2 separate regions of the Homo sapiens genome follow, and region 1 is linked to region 2. The links are chromatin loops, found by intact Hi-C in ENCODE. Cell type or tissue: A673. All regions are shown on one strand. Links, peaks and the distances in the headings refer to the core of each region. The heading gives the core; the rest is flanking DNA. Region 1 holds the start of LOC124904015 (a long non-coding RNA gene). Region 2 overlaps LOC101927060 (a long non-coding RNA gene).

Evidence for each region. Hi-C counts contacts between places; a loop is a spot of excess contacts. Peaks named below come from ENCODE experiments on the same cell type or tissue, not always from the same donor. Only the 100,000 strongest peaks of a DNase experiment are listed, where the experiment ranks them.
Region 1: it touches region 2 in a loop (9-fold over the local background); 5 of 110 quality-filtered maps call a loop at or near these places.

What each region holds. Positions count from the first base shown.
Region 1 is chr17:47,072,619-47,077,999 of GRCh38, reverse strand. All of the region lies in intron 1 of LOC101927060 (a long non-coding RNA gene), which reads left to right. It overlaps LOC124904015 (a long non-coding RNA gene), which reads right to left and starts at 4,887. Exons shown (of 2, transcript XR_007065824.1): 1 at 4,799-4,887; 2 at 1,723-2,097. In A673, for the core only: no CTCF peak of the experiment used is centred there; no DNase peak of the experiment used is centred there.
Region 2 is chr17:46,998,619-47,003,999 of GRCh38, reverse strand. It overlaps LOC101927060 (a long non-coding RNA gene), which reads left to right. Exons shown (of 9, transcript XR_243711.6): 7 at 5,183-5,300. It also overlaps a transcript of LRRC37A2 not described here. Among named protein-coding and RNA genes, the nearest start is that of RPRML, 22 kb to the right of the region's middle. In A673, for the core only: a CTCF peak has its summit at 2,674 (motif pointing right); a DNase peak (open chromatin) is centred at 2,689.

The DNA of each region.
Region 1 (5,381 bases), core at 168-5,167, 74 kb before region 2:
TGCTCCTAGGCTATAAACAAGTACATCATGCTACTATACTGAATGGTATAGGCAACTAGTGGTAAAGATTTATGTATTTAAACATATCTAAACATAGAAAAAATACAGTAAAAATATAGTAGAAAAGATAAAAATGGTACACCTGTATAGGGCACTTACCATGAATGGAGCTTGCAGGACTGGAAGTTGCTCTGGGTGAGTCAGCGGGTGAAGGGTGGCTGAATGTGAAAGGCCTAGGACATGACTGTACACTACTATAAACTTCATAAACACTGAACACCGAGGCTACACTACATTTATTTTAAAGATTTTTTCAATAATAAATTAGCCTTAGCTTACTGTAACTTTTTGCTTTATTAACTTTTAAAATTTTAAAACTTTTTGACTCTTTTGTAATAACACTTAGCCTAAAACACAACCACATTGTAATTGTACAAAAATATTTTCTTCACACCTTATCCTACAAGCTTTTTTCTACCTAAACTGTTTTGCTAAAAACTAAGACACAAACACACACATGAACGTAGGCCCACACAGTGTCAGATTTGTCGGAATTACTGTCCTCCACCTTCACATCTTGTTCCACTCTTAGGTCTTCAGGGGCAACAACACACACGGAGCTTTCATCGCCTGTGACAGTGCCAACAGAAGGACCTGTTGGAGGCTGTTTCACAGTTCACTGGGTTTTTTTTGTTTTGTTTTGTTTGAGATGGAGTCTCACTGTGTTGCCCAGGCTGGAGTGCAGTGGCATGATCTTGGCTCACTACAAGCTCCGCCTCCCGGGTTCACGCCATTCTCCTGCCTCAGCCTCCTGAGTAGCTGGGACTACAGGTGCCCACCACCACACCCAGCTAATTGTTTTTGTATTTTTTTAGTAGAGAGAGGGTTTCACCATGTTAGCCAGGATGGTCTCAATCTCCTGACCTCGTGATCCACCCGCCTAGGCCTCCGAAAGTGCTGGGATTACAGGCGTGAGCCACCACGCCCGGCCCGACAGTTAACTGTTTTTTAATTGAGTAGAAGTACACTCTAAAATAACGATTAAAAGTACAGTACAGTAAATACATAACACTTCTTCTTATCATAAAAAATAAGTTTTTTTTTTTTTAACAGTTAACAGTTCTTGGCCAGGCACAATGGCTCACGCCTGTAATCCCAGCATTTTGGGAGGCCGAGGCGGGCGGATCATGAGGTCAGGAGATCGAGACCATCCTGGCTAACACTGTGAAACCCCGTCTCTACTAAAAATATAAATATTAGCTGGGTGTGGTGGCAGGCACCTGTAGTCCCAGCTACTCGGGAGGCTGAGGCAGGAGAATGGTGTGAACCCAGGAGGTGGAGCTTGCAGTGAGCCGAGATTGCGCCACTGCACTCCAGCCTGGGCAACAGAGTGAGACTCCGTCTCAAAAAAAAAAAAAAAAAGTAACATAGTTCTTATTATCAACTATTATATTCTTACTGGACATAATTGTATGTGGTATACTTCTATATGAATAGGAGCACTGTAGGTTTCTTTACACCAGCATCACCACAAACACATGAGTAGTGCTTTGTGCTAAGATAGGAATTCTTCAGCTGTATTACAATCTTATAAGACCATCATTGTTTATGTGGTCTGTCATTGACCATAATGTTATTTGGCACATGAATGTATGCTGATTGTCCAAGAGTTTCATCATTCAAAGCGAATTGTATTAAGCACCATACTTGGACTTGGTAAAGTTTTGCTTCTAGTCATGGCTTTACTACCAGATGCTTACATGTCACAGCTATTTAACATGAACCTTGACAAGAAAAGTCACTCAACATTTCTGAGCTTCAGTTTCTTGGTCTGTAAAATACAACATCATAGATAATCTTTTACTTAAAGAAGATGGCTTAAAAAATCAGAAATGTGTTCTCCCACCATTCTGGAGGCCAGAAGTCTGAAATAATGGTGTTAACAGGGCCATGCTCTCTCTGGAGGCTCTAGGGAAGAATCCTTCCTTGTCTTTTTCCAGCTTCTGGTGTTGTGCCAGTCCTTGGTGTTCCTTGGCTTGTAGCTACATCACTCCAGTTGCTGCCTCCATCTTCATATGACCATCTTTCTCTTTGCATCTGTGTCCAGATTTCCATGTTAGAAGAACATCAGTCATATTGAATTTAGGGCCCACACTAAAAGGCTCATCATAACTTTATTACAATTGCAAAGACCCTGTTTCCAAACAAGGTCATATTCACAGGTTCTGAGCGAACATAAATTTGGAAGAGAATATTCAACTCGCTCTAACAAGCCATGGAATTTCCCCCCAATGATATAGTCACATGCATTTAGTCTTTATGTAACACTATAATTAATAGAAGTTTTTGAGCACTTGTGATATGCCAGGCACTGTGCTAAGCATTTTACTCTCATTCACGATTTTCAAGATAAACAATGGAAGATCAGAGCAGTCAAGTAGTTTGTTCACGGTTATACATCCAAGTGAGTGCAGAGCTGAGATTTGAGTATCAGGGTGCAGAGCTATTGCTCAAGTTAGTAATCACTTTAAGTGCTTGTTGTTTTTTTGTTTTGTTTTTTAGTTACTGAAATGGAAGAAATTTTTTCTTATGTGTTTTGGTTAAGTGGGTTGGTGTTCATGTTTTCCCTGCTGCACCAAGATTTGCCAGTGCTTCCTGGGTTGTACAGGCCTTTTTTTTTTTAGATGAATCTAGATGATGGGCTGAATCTTGGTGATAGGCTGTTGAGTTATAATTTGTCTTTGGGTGGGAGATTGCAGGGATGGTGGGGCTTTTCTTTTTCTTTTTAAGGATTTACTTTGTTGCATGTTAACATTAATTTTCTTTAAGTGGCGTATTACCAAAAAAAAAAAAAAAAAGGTATTTGTGACTACTGCTAGGTGATTCTAGGATCCAGACGCCAGTTTCTGTTCTGTCAGAGGTAGGTATTACCTTCCAAGCTGTGAAGTGAATAGAGTCCCTTTTGGGAATAACGATTCTTGTTGCTCCCTGGAGAAAGAATACAATTTCTAGGAAGTCCTCTGTGCTACTTCTGCATGCGGTTGTGTTCTTTTAATTTTCATATTTTGTCAGCTTATTTAAAAAAAAAATCTCTTCCATGCTTTAGAAGGAGAAAGGAAAACAATGTATGTACCTTGAGTGTATACTAATTAAAGGTTTACTTATGTATGTTTGTTTAATGTTCAGAGTAAATCTTCAGAGGCTTGTAAAAGGCAGAACTAAATTTAAACTCAGGACCTTTTATCTGATTCCAAAGCATTTTTTTTCTAACATACTTTGCTGTTGTGTCCTTTTCATCATTTCACTGAAACATATTTATTTATTGAAAATTTTGTTTATTGAAATTTCACACCTGCTAAATAAGGGGAAAGAATAGGGACTAAGCAGGTTGTAAGAGACAGGGTCTTGCTCTGTTGCCCAGGCTGAGGTGCAATGGCCAGATCATAGTTCCTTGTAACCTGAAACTCCTGGGCTCAAGCTATCCTCCTACCTTAGCCTTGCAAGTACAAGCAGCTGGGACCACAGGCGAGTGCCATTATGCCTGGCTAATTTTTAAAGGTTTTTTTTGTAAAGATGTGGTCTCATTATGTTGCCCAGGCTGGTCTCAAACTCCTGGCCTCAAGTGATCCTCCTTGCCTTGGCCTCCCAGAAGCACTGGCTTGACCCTTAGGTTGTTTTTAAAAATCCCTTCTCCTGACTACTTTCTGAGATTACACAGCTGTAGTTGAGGATGGAAATGTTATTGAGGATGGGAGGTGGAAGAGCATTGAAACTTTTGAATACGGAAGGAGCTGAATGGGAACTGCAGAAGCTTAGGACACCTTTCTCTCCAAAATTTTTTTAAAGGTGTTGAGGTTCTCATCTTAATAGGGTTTTTAAAGCATTGTAGACAGCTATCTTGTTCAGGAAGCCCAGAGTAATTCTTGTGGAACTGGTCTGCAGTGGGGTCACTGGTTTATTTTGAGGTGCATAGGGAAGATTGACCTGATAGAGTGATGTAAGGAAGTATGTGAAATTGCCTGTTAGCTGTATTGCAAATACAGTTAAGAGAGGGTTCATCCACAGAGGAATCACTTAGGAGGTATTAAGGTTGCATGTAACTGTGACCCATTCCAGTTCCTTTGGTCCTTGTGTAAAGCAGAAGCTTGCTTCACCCTTGGAGTTTTCTAGGCCTGTGCAGCCTAAGCATGATCCTGGCTCTGACTCGGGACATGGCGAAGGAAAAGGAGACTCTTGATCTTTTTCTTCGGCTTCTACCGGTTGCTATTTCATAGTACAGCAGCCCTAAGTTTATTGGCACCAGGCTAATGCCACAGCTATTCAACACTGACCCAGTTTAAACCTGGAATGTTAGGGAAGCCCATGTTGGGGTAGCCATGACAGGTGTGGAGTAGAACATTATGAAGTTTTCTCAGCTAATGCTAACCTTTCTTTTCATGGTTATTAAACATGAGTAAACTTTATCCGAAATAAATGTTATTGTGGCATATGAAACATTGTATACAGAAAAGGGCAAAGTCATTAAGTGTATAGTTAATGAATAAGTATAGCTCAAAATACATTAAATATATTTTGGGGAATGTTAAGTAATTATGTAGACCTCCTCTGTAAAGCCTCACTTTCATCAGTCTCTTCAGTTAGGCTCTTTTCTGCTCTGACATCACCTTCTCTCAACTTCTGTTATAGCACTGTCATAATACTTTGTCTACTTGTCTGTCCAAGGCCAGATGAACATAAGCTCCTTATGGTAGAATATGTTTTATTTATTTTATTACTTGCTCCTCCCTCACCCACCTACCGGGATGGCAGCCCGGGGGTCCAGTCCATTTTCCACCACTGAGAGCATCTCCACTCACGCAGCTGCTCCCTCAGAGAATCACATGACATCTGAAGAGACAGATGGCAGCCAGATGAATGGGCAGGCAACTTCCCCCCAGCCAGAGTCCATTCCCAGCAAGCAGTAGGAGGTCAGCCCCCCTTAAACCACAACCGAAAGGCCTTTGAGGAACACGAAAGTAAAAATTGAGAGTGGATTTGAAAGAAGGAAGCAAGGAAGGAAAGCCCAGGGGGCTCAGTCCTTGGGAGGCAAGGAGTCCTGGGTGCCAGGGGTGGGTCCACCCCAAGGAGTAGGTGGTAAGGGCGCTTCACATCAAATGCTGCCCAGAAAGCCAGGGCCCTGTAGGATCTAAACCCGTAAGCAGGGAATGACAGGCTGATTCAAATACAGAGCTGTGGGTTCGAGGTGGAGGCTGCAGCTGAAGGTGGCAGGAACCCACTGGGACCAGGAAGCAGGGGTTCACAAGTCACATTCAGGGGCTGAGTCCTGCAGCACCCTCCCCCCACCCCTCATTCCTGTCCCAGTCCAACATCTGTCACCTCAG
Region 2 (5,381 bases), core at 249-5,248:
GCAAACTATCGTAAGAACAAAAAACCAAACACTGCATGTTCTCACTCATAGGTGGGAATTGAACAACGAGAACACATGGACACAGGAAGGGGAATATCACACACCGGGGCCTGTTGTGGGGTGGAGGAAGGGGGAAGGGAAAGCATTAGGCAGTATACCTAATGTAAATGACAAGTTAATAGGTGCAGCACACCAACATGGCACATATATACATATGTAACAAACCTGCACATTGTGCACGTGTACCCTAGAACTTAAAGTATAATAAAAAAAAAAGGCAAATATAGACCTTAGTGAATGAGTCTGGGTCATGGCTGGATGGGAGAAATCCCAGGGTGAGCCAGCCCAAACACGCCATCCACGTAATTAAAAAAAGAACATGCTACCCCAATGGTCAGCCCTGTGAGAAACGCATCCTTCCATCCAGCTAAAATCTGCCCATGTCCATCTTCTCTGCTCAACACCAGTCCCCATGCATTGGGCGACAGAGCACTGTACCCTCCTGCATGGAGTGGCCAGCCACTGGGCTTCAGAGCCAAACAAACCTGGGCTCAAAGCCCAGCCCTGCCCCCCTGTTGTGTGATGTCCAGGACAGTGGTGCTAGTAGTTGATGTGCTCATCTGCCCCACCTCTGCCTGGCTGTACTCGCAGCTAGTACATGTATAGTATATAAGTGCCCGACTGTATCATTGTATGTTCCAGAGTGGTCAGGGTCAGGGTGGTCATGGCTGAGCTTTTTTTTTTTTTTTTTTTTTTGAGTCTCTATTGTCCAGGCTGGAGTGCAGTGGCACCATCACGACTCACTGAAGCCTCAAATTTCCTTCCGGCCTTAAGTGATCTACCTGCCTCAGCCTCCTGAGTAGCTGGGACTACAGACCTGGACCACCAAGCCTGGCTAATTTTTAAAAATATTTGTAGAAGTTGGGGGGGTCGGGGGGCTCTGTTGCCCAGGCTGGTCTCGAGCTCCTGGCCTCAAGTGATCCACTTGCCTTGGTGCTAGGATTACAGTTGTGAACCATCACACCCAGCTTCCTTGAGCTTTTATACAGAACTCGTCTTTGAGTTAGTTTCTGTTGTATGTTCTAGTTAGGGCATTATATTGATTTTTAAAATTACTATCATTCTGAATGAATAACAAATTGTGGTACATTCATACAATGGAACAGAACTCAGCAATAAAAAGTAATGTGGGGAGGTGGGGATGGTTAATGGGTACAAAAAAAAAAGAATGAATAAGACCTAGTGTTAGAGAGCACAATAGGCTGGCAATAATCAATAATAATTTAATTGTATATTTAAAAATAACTAATGGCCAGGCGTGGTGGCTCATGCCTGTAATCCCAGCACTTTGGGAGGCCGAGGCAGGTGGATCACCTGAGGTCAGGAGTTTGAGACCAGCCTGACCAATCTGGTGAAACCCTGTCTCTACTAAAAATACAAAATTAGCTGGGCCTAGTGGCACGTGCCTGTAATCTCAACTACTTGGGAGGCTGAGGCAGGAGAAATGCTTGAACCCAGGAGGCGGAGGTTGCAGTGAGCCAAGATAGCGCCATTGCACTCCAGCCTGGGCAAGAAGAGTGAAACGCTGTCTCAAAAACTAAAAAAAAAAAATAAAAATAAAAATAATTAAGAGTGTATAATTGGATTGTTTGTAACACAAAGGATAAATGCTTGAGGGGCTGGATACCCCACTTTCCATGATGTGATTATTATGCATTGCATTCCTGTATCAAAACATCTCAGGTATTCCAGAAATACATACCCTTACTATGTACCCACAAAAACTACAATTAAACATTTAAAAAGTAATGAACTATTGGCACACAAAGCAACATGGATACATCTCAAAATAATTATGGTGAGTGAAAGAAACCTGACCAAAAAAATACACACTGTATGATTCCGTGTCTAGAAAGCACTAGAAAATATAAACTAACCTATGATGACAGAAAGCAGATCAGGACCAGGCGTGGTGGCTCACACCCGTAATCCCAGCACTTTGGGGGGCCGAGGTGGGCGGATCACTTGAGGCGAGGAGTTCAAGACCAGCCTGGCCAACATTTGTACTAAATACAAATACAAATACAACATTTGTACTAAAAATACACAAATTAGCTGGGCGTGGTGGCAGGTGCCTGTAGTCCCAGCTACTCGGGAGGCTGAGGCAGGAGAATCTGTTGAACCTGGGAGGCGGAGGTTGCAGTGAGCCGAGATCTCACCACTGCACTCCGGCCTGGTGACAGAGTGAAACTCCATCTCAAAAAAAAAAAAAAAAAAAAAAAGGAAAAAAGAGAAGAGAAAGAAAGCAGATCAGTAGTTGCTTGGGGGTGAGAGGGAAGTAGAAAGGGCAGGAAGCAGGATCACCAAGGGGCAACAAGGAAATTTTTTGGGAGGATGGCTTTCTTCACTATCTTGATTGTGATAATGATTTCAGCTGTATACTAAGGCTCAGATATTATCAAATTGTAATCTCTAGGCAGTTTATTATATGTCAATACCTCAATAAATCTGCCTAAAATGTTCAAAAATTACTGTAATTACACAAAATACATTTTATAAAAAGGAAGTCATGAGTGGAGCATGGTTGAGAACCCCCCAGCATCTGGTAGATTCAGAAGTGGGGAAAAGCATCTCTCACTTCCGCTTTTTCAGGCCGGCGTGCTGTGCAATTTATCCAGTGGCCACTAGAGGACAGCAGCGACTCAGGTACAGGAAGTGGGCGTTTCAGGGCTTCAATACTTAGTATTCCTTGCTCTGTGCTCCCTATCCTGGGAGGTGGACATTAATACCCCCATAATACTCAGTTAGAGCTGAGACTTGGGCCTTGGTCTCTGGCTCCTTATTACGCCTTGTTGGTCCCCGAACACCGGGAGTGCAGGAAGGTCGCCCAGACTGGAGTTCTGTGGCACCATCTCGGCTCACTGCAACCTCCACCTCCTAGGTTCAAGCGGTTCTTCTGCCTCAGTCTCCCAAGTAACTGGGATGACAGGTGCCCACCACCCCGCCCGGCTAATTTTTGTATTTTTAGTAGAGACGGGGTTTTACCACATTGGTCTGGCTGGTCTCAAACTCCTGACCTCATGATCCACCCGCCTCAACCTCCTAAAGTGCTCCCAGATCTTTTTAAAAGAATGTCCTACTCCAGGGAGGCAGCAGCCATAGTTCCCTGTTATCTGCAGGGCTGATATGGAGGATTGCAGATGGCACCAAAGAGTTGTGGTTCTCAAGGTGACTTTGGAAGGCCTCCCACCTTGCCTGAAACCCACGATTATAAAGCAGGTCAAAGTTGTATCATCAGATGCTGCAAGTCATAAGTTAGCATGTCAGTGAGAAAATGACCTACTGAAGGGTCATTTTTATAGGAGAGAGGGAAAGGAGAGAAGGTTCAATTGAGGAGTAGAGAGACATGATGGTGGAGTGCCCATGGGGTGCTGCAATGGAAGCTTCCCCCAAAAAAGTAATCGTGGGCCGGGCACGGTGGCTCAGGCTTGTAATCCAGCACTTTGGGAGGCCAAGGTGGGCAGATCACTTGAGCTCAGGAGTTCGAGACCAGCCTGACCAACATGGCAGAACCCCATCCCTACTAAAAATACAAAAATTAGCCAGGCATGGTGGCGCACACCTGTAACCCCAGCTACTTGGGAGGCTGAGGCAGGAGAATCGCTGAAACCCGGGAGGTGGAGGCTGCAGCGAGCCAAGATCGAACCACTGCACTCCAGCCTGGGTGGCAGAGCAGGACTCTGTCTCAAAAAAAAAAAAAAAAGCAAAAAACAAGCAATTGTCAACATACATTGAGCCACCACAGTGTGTGAGGCATGATGCCGAACACTCTGTGCAGGGAGCCAGCTCATCTTCACAGCACTATTTTATTTTATTTTATTTTATTTTATTTTATTTTATTTTATTTTATTTTATTTTATTTTTTATTTTATTTTAATTTTATTTTATTTTATTTTATTTTATTTTATTTTATTTTATTTTATTTTATTTTATTTTATTTTGAGATGGAGTCTTCCTCTGTTGCCCAGGCTGGAGTGCAGTGGCGTGATCTCAGCCCACTGCAACCTCCACCTCCCAGGTTCAAGCGATTCTCCTGCCTCAGCCTCCTGAGTAGCTGGGATTACAGACACACGCCACCACACCCGGCTAATTTTTATATTTTTAGTAGAGAAGGGGTTCCACTATGTTGGCCAGGCTGGTTTCAAACTCCTGACCTCAAGTAATCTGCCTGCCTCAGCCTCCCAAAGTGCTGGGATTATAGGCGTGAGCTATAGTTCCAGGCTGACAGCACTCTTACTAAATAAGAGTGGTTAAGAAACTAAATGCAGAGAGGTTAAGAAACGCCTAACAGGCCTGGCATGGTGGCTCACGCCTGTAATCCCAACACTTTGGGAGGCCAAGGTGGGCGGATCACTTGAGCCCAGGAGTTCAAGGCCAGCCTGGGCAATATGGCAAGACCCCGTCTCTACAAAAAATTACAAAAATTAGCCAGGCATGGTGGCGTGTGCCTGTAGTCCCAGCTACTCGGGAGGTTTAGGCAGGAGGATCCCTTGAGCCTGGGAGTTCAAGGCTGCAGTAAGCTATGATTGCACTACATCCTGGGTATGAGAGGGACACCCAGTCTCAAAGAAAAAAAGCAACTGTGGACACACATTGAGCCCTTCTGGTGGGTCAGGCACGATGCCAAACACTGTATGAAGGGCGTCATCTCATCTTCACAGCATTCTTAATAAATAAGCTGCAGAGAGGTTAAGAAACGCCCAAAGTCACAGAGCTGGTAGGAGGCAGTGCAAGGATTTGCATCCAGATTTGACACTAACGTGTGGGCCTTGCTACTGCTCTATAGTACCTAATTAAACGGAAGTGTCCTTCTCGATTACTTAGTTCATGTGTTGAACTCGTTGGTGTTGGTAGCAGATGGTGAGTATTGTAGTTCAGCTTTCTGGAGAAAACTCGTCAGGCTTCAAGAGAATGTTAAGCATCCATGATGGTCTGGGAGGGAGGTTCCCTCTCCACCTCTTCACCTCTTCACATGGAGCATTTACAGTGTGTGAGTTTCTGTGCTAAGGATGATTCTTCCATGATGACAGTATCTGAAGTGCAGGTGGGCAGAGGCCAGCAACAAGGAATTGAGGGGCCAGTGAGGCAGCAATTCAGTGACATTGTTCATTTGCACTCACAGGGGTCTGTCACACGCAGCCCAACTCAACTGGAGTCCTGAGAAGGTGAACAGACCAGGATGGATGGCCAGGGAACTCACCAGAAGTCCCCAGGCATCAGAACAAGGTCGAAGCATCCTGGTGAGCAGATAACACGTGCCCATGTTTTGTGGGGGGAAGTCCTCCAGCAGTTTCTCCTTCCCCTTGGCTTTGACCTGGCCT